Linked DNA regions of Homo sapiens: region 1 is linked to region 2. A link is an interaction called in ENCODE POLR2A ChIA-PET data of the cell type or tissue named here. Cell type or tissue: Panc1. All regions are shown on one strand.

What was found. Peaks named below come from ENCODE experiments on the same cell type or tissue, not always from the same donor. Only the 100,000 strongest peaks of a DNase experiment are listed, where the experiment ranks them.
Region 1: POLR2A ChIA-PET joins it to region 2 with 7 read pairs; 2 of 35 experiments call an interaction of 5 or more read pairs at or near these places.

Annotation. Positions count from the first base shown.
Region 1 is chrX:72,200,233-72,204,232 of GRCh38, reverse strand. It overlaps a transcript of PIN4 not described here. Among named protein-coding and RNA genes, the nearest start is that of PIN4, 20 kb to the right of the region's middle. In Panc1, no CTCF peak of the experiment used is centred here; a DNase peak (open chromatin) is centred at 2,162.
Region 2 is chrX:72,299,103-72,303,102 of GRCh38, reverse strand. CITED1 (Cbp/p300 interacting transactivator with Glu/Asp rich carboxy-terminal domain 1) reads left to right here. Exons shown (of 3, transcript NM_001144887.2): 2 at 169-293; 3 at 859-1,457. The coding sequence starts at 234. The coding sequence ends at 1,380. Among named protein-coding and RNA genes, the nearest start is that of CITED1, 4.8 kb to the left of the region's middle. In Panc1, no CTCF peak of the experiment used is centred here; no DNase peak of the experiment used is centred here.

The DNA.
Region 1 (4,000 bases), 99 kb after region 2:
AAACATAAATGGATTTCATGTTTAGACTTGGATCCCATCTCCAAAATATCTCATTATGTGTATGGAAATTCTCCACAATCAAGAACACTTCTGGTCCCCAGCATTTTGGATAGAGTACTAAACTGGAACAGCAGAAAGCTGAGCTAGGTACCTGGTGCTAGGATTCTTTATCACTGGTAGCTTGCCCTGGAGTCACTGCTGACCATTTAGCCATTCTTAATGCACCATTAACTGTGTTCTCCCTTTCACCAAACCAGGTATCTCGTCTATTCTGACACATATTATCACAGTCTATCTTTGGATTGTAGACTGAAAAGGAGTTTGGTTCCCTTGCAGAAAGATAAACTGCAGTATAGCACGCTGCACTCTGTCACCAGAGAAGTGGACTATCCTTGATGACGTACTATGTGTTGGGCACTCCACACAGGTTTCTCATTTCAGCCTTACCATAATCTTTTGAGGTGAAGGGAGAATAGCATTTCCATTTTTCATGTGAGGAAACAGGCTCAGTGATCAGTGAGGCCGTGACTTCCCTGTGGTGACATGGTTGGGGTGAAACCGATTTTTAACCTTGTGTAAATGAATACACTATAATACACTGAGCTGTTTTTACTCAAAACACTTCTGACACCAAATGTGGGGGTTTTCCACATCAAGCAGTTCTCCAGTTCTCCAATTCAAAATTGAACTGGTGTCCTACGATTCTGTTTCGACACTACCCAGGGTTAGCATCAGACTCCACAAGTTTAAGGGCTCAGTCCCACCAGACTGCCCTCACTTCAGACGTCAGTGGCAAGTGTTCGGTCCCCATGTTAACCACACTTCTGTCTGACTTGGCTACAAATTAGGGGTTCCCATGACCGTCCCATCCCACCCCCTGGTTTAATAGTTTGCTAGAATAGCTTATAAAACTCAGGAAACGTTTACTTACTATTACCAGCTTATTATAAAGACTACAACTCAGGAACACCCAAATGGAAGAGATGTGTAGGGCAAGGTATGGGGGTGGTGCATTAAGCGTCCATGCCCTCCAGGCACACCACCCTCCCAACATTTTGATGTTAATCCAGGGCTCTCCAAACTCCATTGTTAAGGTTTTTGAGGTTTCCTTAGGGAGGCATGATTGATAAAATAATTGGCCATGGGTGATTAACTCATCTTCAGCCCCTCTCCCCTCTGCAGAGGTTGCAGTTAGGGCTGAACGTTCCCTCTAATCATGCCTTGCTGTTTCTGGTGACCAGCCCCCATCCTGAAGCTACTAGGGGCCTCCAGCCACAAGCTATGTCATTAGCATACAAAAGACACCAGTTGAGATTTCAAGGCTTTCAGGAACTATATGCCAGGAACCAGGGACAAAGACCAAATATTTATTTTTATTATATCCCATACATATAAAAGTTACTTGTAAATTATATGTATATACACATTAATAATCTCATGTATATTACAAGAGATTACAGAAGTTCAAAAGAAGCTGAATTTCAGGTTATTGATGGAACAAAATTTTGCTCTTACTAAAAGCAATTATTACTATTTTAGGGTAATACGATTGAATATATATCATTATTTTTGAAATACTGGTGTAACTAACTGTGAAGCAATTCACAGTCTGCATCTGAGTTCAGCTTACCATTTCCCTGTGCTTCCCACCATGATGTGAAGGGAGTAGCTGCGCCCTACACATCTTTGTTTTTCTGTCCCTTCTACCACACACAAAAATGTTTGTGAAAATTCAGCTAATAAACTTCTTTCTTCCCTGATGTAGAAAACAAAAAATCCACACAATGTATTTGCCTTCAAGGAAGCTTTAGCGGCCTATATCCATTTGATCTGAACAGTGAAGCGTCTAAGTCCTAGGAATATTTCTCACTGAAAATAGCAATGCTCTTTCTGTTCAAGTGTGTGTGTACTATGACAAATTCTGTTGTTTGGGGAAAAAAATACATGCTCATATTCAAACAGTATCCATGGCAGGGATTTTTAACCTGGGGTTCATGGGTAGAAGAAGTCAGGTGTCTGAATTTGGATAGGAAAAAAAGTTTTATCTTTTCTCTGTCTGGTAGCTGAAATATAGCATTTCCTTTCATCATGAATGTGAAGCAGGAAAATAGGGTCTGGAGGCAGGGAACATAAGGCTGATTCACACTAAAGCTATGACAGGAAATATCCTCTCCACAGGGCGTAGGCCAAGTAAATGACTTGTAACTTCACGTCATCCTTTCCATTTACACAGGGTATACCCCAAGTAACCAATGGAATCCTCTAGGGGATATTTAAACTCCCAAAAATTCTCTAACAGGGTGTTTTGAGCTCCTATGCTGTGGAGTGTAGTTTCGTTTTCAATAAATCCCTTTGTCCCTTCCTTGCTTTGTTTGTGCGTTTCGTTCTTTGTTCAAGATGCCAAGAACCTGGACATCCTCCACTGTTAACAAATGTACGCATAAACTGCAGAAATATTAGCAGTACATGTTATGTCACCAGTAGAAATCACATAGACTTTGGGGTTATTGCAGATATCTCAAAATGCCATTGATATTCATTACTGCAAAGTCACAGTGCTTTTTAGACCTACTACCAGGTATTTAATAAAGAGGCACACACACATATTACAAACTTTTTTTTCTGAGACGAGGTCTTACTCTGTCACCCAGGTGGGAGTGCAGTGGCACAATCTTGATTCACTGCAACCTCCGCCTCCTGGGCTCAAGCAATCCTCCCACCTCAGCCCTACCTGCCCCTGCCAGGAGTAGCTGGGACTACAGGTGTGCGCCACCATCACGCCTGGCTAATTTTTTGTATTTTTGGTAGAGACAGGGTTTCACCATGTTCCTCAGGCTGGTCTCGAACTCCTGAGCTCAGGCAATCCACCTGTCTCGGCCCCCCAAAGAACTGGGATGGATTACAGGCGTGAGCCACTGTGCCCAGCCACAATTTAAAAACTTTGGACTACTGTATTTCAACATAGTTGCTGTCTTTTGTAATCCTATGTATTTTACTTTAAGCACTTAAAGTCAACATTTTTTCTTTTTTGAGACAGGGTCTCGCTCTTGTCACCCAGGCTGGAGTGCAGTGGTGAGATCACGGCTCACTGCAGCCTTAACTCTAGGGCTCAAGCAACCCTCCTGCCTCAGCCTCCCTCCTGAAGAGCAGACACTACAGGCACACACCACAATGCCCAGCTAATTTTTAAAATTTTTTGTAGACAGGGTCTCACTATGTTGCCCAGGCTGGTCTTGAATTCCTGGCCTCAACTGATTTGCCCTACTCAGCCTCCCAAAGTGCTGGGATTACAGGTGTGAGCCACCGCATCCAGCCTAAAATAAACATTTTGAAAAGGGATCCATAGGCTGGGCAAACTGCCAAAGGCTGCAAGGCACAAATGAAAGGTTAAGACCCCTGATCTAAGGGTGTGAGGTGAAAAATCTCTTGCCCTCCTGTCCTGGAGTTCTGGATTCCCATTCCCAGAGACAGTCTATGATGTACAAGCACAAGTACATATGTGTATATATTTATGTTGCTACCCAAGTGATAGTGTATTGTGTACACTATTCTGTACCTCATTTTAAATTTTAAAATAACTGCATGATATTCTATTGAGGGATATACCATAATTTATCATAATCTATTGTTAGTGTTCAGTTTGTTTCCAAATAATGCTGTAATGAATATCCTTGTATCTTTTATACATATGATTATAGTATACCTTCCTAGAAATGGAGTTGCTGGGTCAAAGGGTATATTTATAAATTTGACAGGTATTGCCAAACTATTTTCCAGAGGATATAATTGCATTTCCACCATTAATGAATGGATGAATGTCTGTTTCCCCACACCCTTACCAAACAATGTTAAACTTTCTGAACTTTACCAATCTGACACATAAAAAGAGGGAACTTGTATCTTATTTTGATTTTAATTTGCAATTATTTTACAATGAATAAGGTTTGTTCTGTAAACACTGAACTTAATCAGAGATGTCTTAAAGCAGAATTAAATGCAT
Region 2 (4,000 bases):
TTCCAGCTTGATCTCCTCCCTGTGCTCGGGTGATCTCTGGTCTTGATTCTAACTCAGTCACCATCCTTGCCTCATAGCTGCGTGGCATTGCCCTGCTTTGGGCTTTGCTAGTGCTTTGTTGGTCAGTGAAGCCTTTTGCCCTTACCACTGCTTCTTCCTCACTTGCAGCACAACAGCTCCAGCTGGCAGCATCACTTCCCGCCAATTTATCCAACTTCTGCCAAGGCTCTGAAATGCCAACAACGTCGAGGCCTGCACTTGATGTCAAGGGTGGCACCTCACCTGCGAAGGAGGTAATTTTTGCCATTTTACAGATGAGGCAGGGAAAGACAAATTTTCCGGGGTCATGGGCCAGGCCCTCCTAGGTGCATTACCCAGTGTCCTTGAGCAGAGAGGAGACAACAGGACTATCTCTGGGGAGAATGAGAACAGCTTCTGCCTAAATTGTGGTCAGATTGAACCCACTAGGGGTGTTGAAAGATGGCAGGGAAGGGAGCAGAGAAATTGAGTAGGAGCAAAACCACTCTGTTGAAGAGACTAAAGTGAGGCTGAGAAGAGGGACAGGAGGTGCCCTTTTTAGGATGGTGAGGTGGAGGCTATGGGGAAGGAGCTGAAAGCAGTGAACCCACTTAGGATGGCAGGTGCTCCAGCACTGTAACTGGGCTCTGGCCTCAGTGCTCAGAGCCATGGCAGCAAAAGGATGCTTGAGGTGGGAGCCTAATTTTCAAGGGGGTCGTCTTGCTACCTCTCCACCTCTAGTCCCAAATGAAGTGCAGGTAGGAACCTTCTAAATCTGCTGAATGGTGAAGGACAAGCCAGGAGCAGGGTTACTATGGTGTGCTTTTCTCTGTCTTCTAGGATGCCAACCAAGAGATGAGCTCCGTGGCCTACTCCAACCTTGCGGTGAAAGATCGCAAAGCAGTGGCCATTCTGCACTACCCTGGGGTAGCCTCAAATGGAACCAAGGCCAGTGGGGCTCCCACTAGTTCCTCGGGATCTCCAATAGGCTCTCCTACAACCACCCCTCCCACTAAACCCCCATCCTTCAACCTGCACCCCGCCCCTCACTTGCTGGCTAGTATGCACCTGCAGAAACTTAATAGCCAGTATCAGGGGATGGCTGCTGCCACTCCAGGCCAACCCGGGGAGGCAGGACCCCTGCAAAACTGGGACTTTGGGGCCCAGGCGGGAGGGGCAGAATCACTCTCTCCTTCTGCTGGTGCCCAGAGCCCTGCTATCATCGATTCGGACCCAGTGGATGAGGAAGTGCTGATGTCGCTGGTGGTGGAACTGGGGTTGGACCGAGCCAATGAGCTTCCGGAGCTGTGGCTGGGGCAGAATGAGTTTGACTTCACTGCGGACTTTCCATCTAGCTGCTAATGCCAAGTGTCCCTAAAGATGGAGGAATAAAGCCACCAATTCTGTTGTAAATAAAAATAAAGTTACTTACAAAGAGACGGGCCAACTAGAGGTGTTCTTCATTGAGATCTAATGATGTGTAGTATGGTCTGATGTCCCTTTAGCAATTCTGAGGCCCATGGCGGGGTTGTGAGTGGCTAGCTGGGAAGGAGCTGGATGGGATGGAAGGAGAAGGGAGGGTGAAGGGGGCTGTTCACTGAATTCCTGCTGCCAGCACCACTGTGGCTATCTCCTCAGGAGTACCTGGTCTCATTGCCCTAAGACTCCAGGAACACCATGGCATACAGGGGCTGGTTGGGGGCTTTCTTGGAAGAGAGACTGATCAGACCTTTGTGCAGCCTCCTTGCTACATGCACATCCAAGTCTAAAGGCACATTCCTGGCCACGTGGCACACACTTCACCAACTGTAAAAGCCACCCCCACCCACTCTCTAGCCCCAATCCAACTGACCCATTAAGGCCTTTCCTTTGCCCTCTTGCCCATGTGCAATAGATAGATAGGGCTGAAGAAGGATCCTGTGACCTGGGAGCTCAGATTTCTCTGGAAAATTGCAAAAGCAAGAGACTCCCATCATTAAACTGGGGTTTGAGGTGCCTTCTCCAGGTTCCTCACATAGCTGCTCAGTCCTCCCAGCCTGGGACACTCTGAGCTGGTCTTGAGTGTCCCTAACTCCTACCTTCCTGACCCACCCTGTTTGAGCTGGCCTCTCCATCTTAGAGATACAGATCAGAACTAGGCTTGACAAGTTCAACATTTGGCGATCTATCCCTTGCCTTTCAATTAACTGCTGAGGAAGCAGTGGCTTCAGAAGCATGCCAAGTGGCAAGGCAGTGGCACTGCACTGGATCCTGGCCTTGTGATACACTGATAAAGCCTTGTCCTCATGTTGATACAACCCAATGTCCTGGACACTCTGTCCATGTTTCGGACTCCCAGACAGCCTTCTTCCTTGAATGCTGAAAACGACTCTAATCAGCCTCTCAGGACTAGCATCAGGCCTGCCCCCTAGCAAGCACTTTCAAAAGAGTGTGCTAGCAGGGGCGTTGATTGGATTCAGCACTCCCTGAGCACCTGCTCTGGGCCAGGCACTTTGCTAGACACTGGGAGCATGAATTAGATGAAGTTTACCTTTGAGGGAGTTCCTCATCTCAGAAGGAGAAAGACAGGCACAAACAAATTATAATAAAACAGCATTTCCTAGAACAGAGGGGGAAGGTGCTATTCAATCCCAGAAAAGGAAACAGCTCCATCTGCCTGGGAAGTCTGGGGAAGGCTCCTTGTATTGAACTGCTTTATTTGTTTTCATATTTCACAAGCAATAAATCCATTATCCAATCTCCTTGTAAAAAGTAGAAGCTTTGCAGATAAGGCTAAAGTACCCTTTGACCAAATCTCCCCCTCAATCCTGATTGCCTCTGGTTCTCCACGGAGGTAGCAACTGTTTATCTGTTTGTGGTGCATCCTTGCTGGCCTTGCTCTCTGTCCTTACATAAAGGTAGATCCACCAGAAGAAAGTTTTGGCTTTCGAAATAAGACTTGAATCAGCCAAGGGAAGAATGAGTGAGGGGAACAGCTGTTAAACAGGCACAGGTGCATGAGAGGGGTGACAGTGGCTGAAAACCAGGAGTTCAGCATGCAGGCTATGTCACAGGGCTGGCAGAGGGGACGGGAGGAGATGAGGTTGGAGAAGTTCACAAAAGGCAGAGTCCATAGGGCCTTCTGGAAACAAGCCTTCGCCTTAGTGCCACCAGTCCTGTGGCTCTGGAAGAATCTCTGGAGGTTTGTAGGAAAGCAAATAATTAACCAACTTTTAACATCTTGTTTTTAAGATGATTTCAATAAAGGTAGATGGTTAGATTCATCTAAGGCTGGGAACAGGGAGACATGGGGTTTTGAGGGGGCTGATGAGGCAAGGGTAGGAAAACGGAAAAGGAAGAAACGAAGGCTGGAAGAAGGTGGGGAGAGCAGAGCAGGCTTGAGGGCCTTGGGTCTCTGAGGAGAACACAGGAACTGGATTGGGGGAGCTAGGAAGGGAGAGGAAGGAGGGACCTGACTTCCCAGGTCATAGGATCCTTCTTCGGCCCTATCTATCTATTGCACATGGGCAAGATTGGGGGAGCTAGGAAGGGAGGTGAAGGAGGGTCTCAGAATCTGCACAGCTCCTAGCAACACAAGGGCAGTGTGGACACAGGCATGGCAGCTAAAGCAGAATGACAGGATGTGGATGGAGCCGAACTCTGAAAGGCTAGAGGATCCCAGGGTCCCTCCCCTGCTGGGGCCTTCAAAAAACGCACTTCTGGCCAAACTAAACAGGTCAGGAGGCTGCATTCAGCGCCTGATCCCCAGCTTGCCACCCCTAATCTCTATGAGTATAAGCTCTGGGACCCCCAGGATGGCAGTAGCCCTTGGGGTGGAGAGAAGCTTGAGCCAGGGGCCAGTGCCTTCAGGAGGGGGATGGGCTGCTTTGGAATCATGGGAGTGACAGGAGTGTGGCTGGGAGGCAGATGATGGTGGGGAATGGCCTGAGCATCTCTAGTATATTAACCAGAGTCTACAGAGAAACAGAACAAATAGGATAGA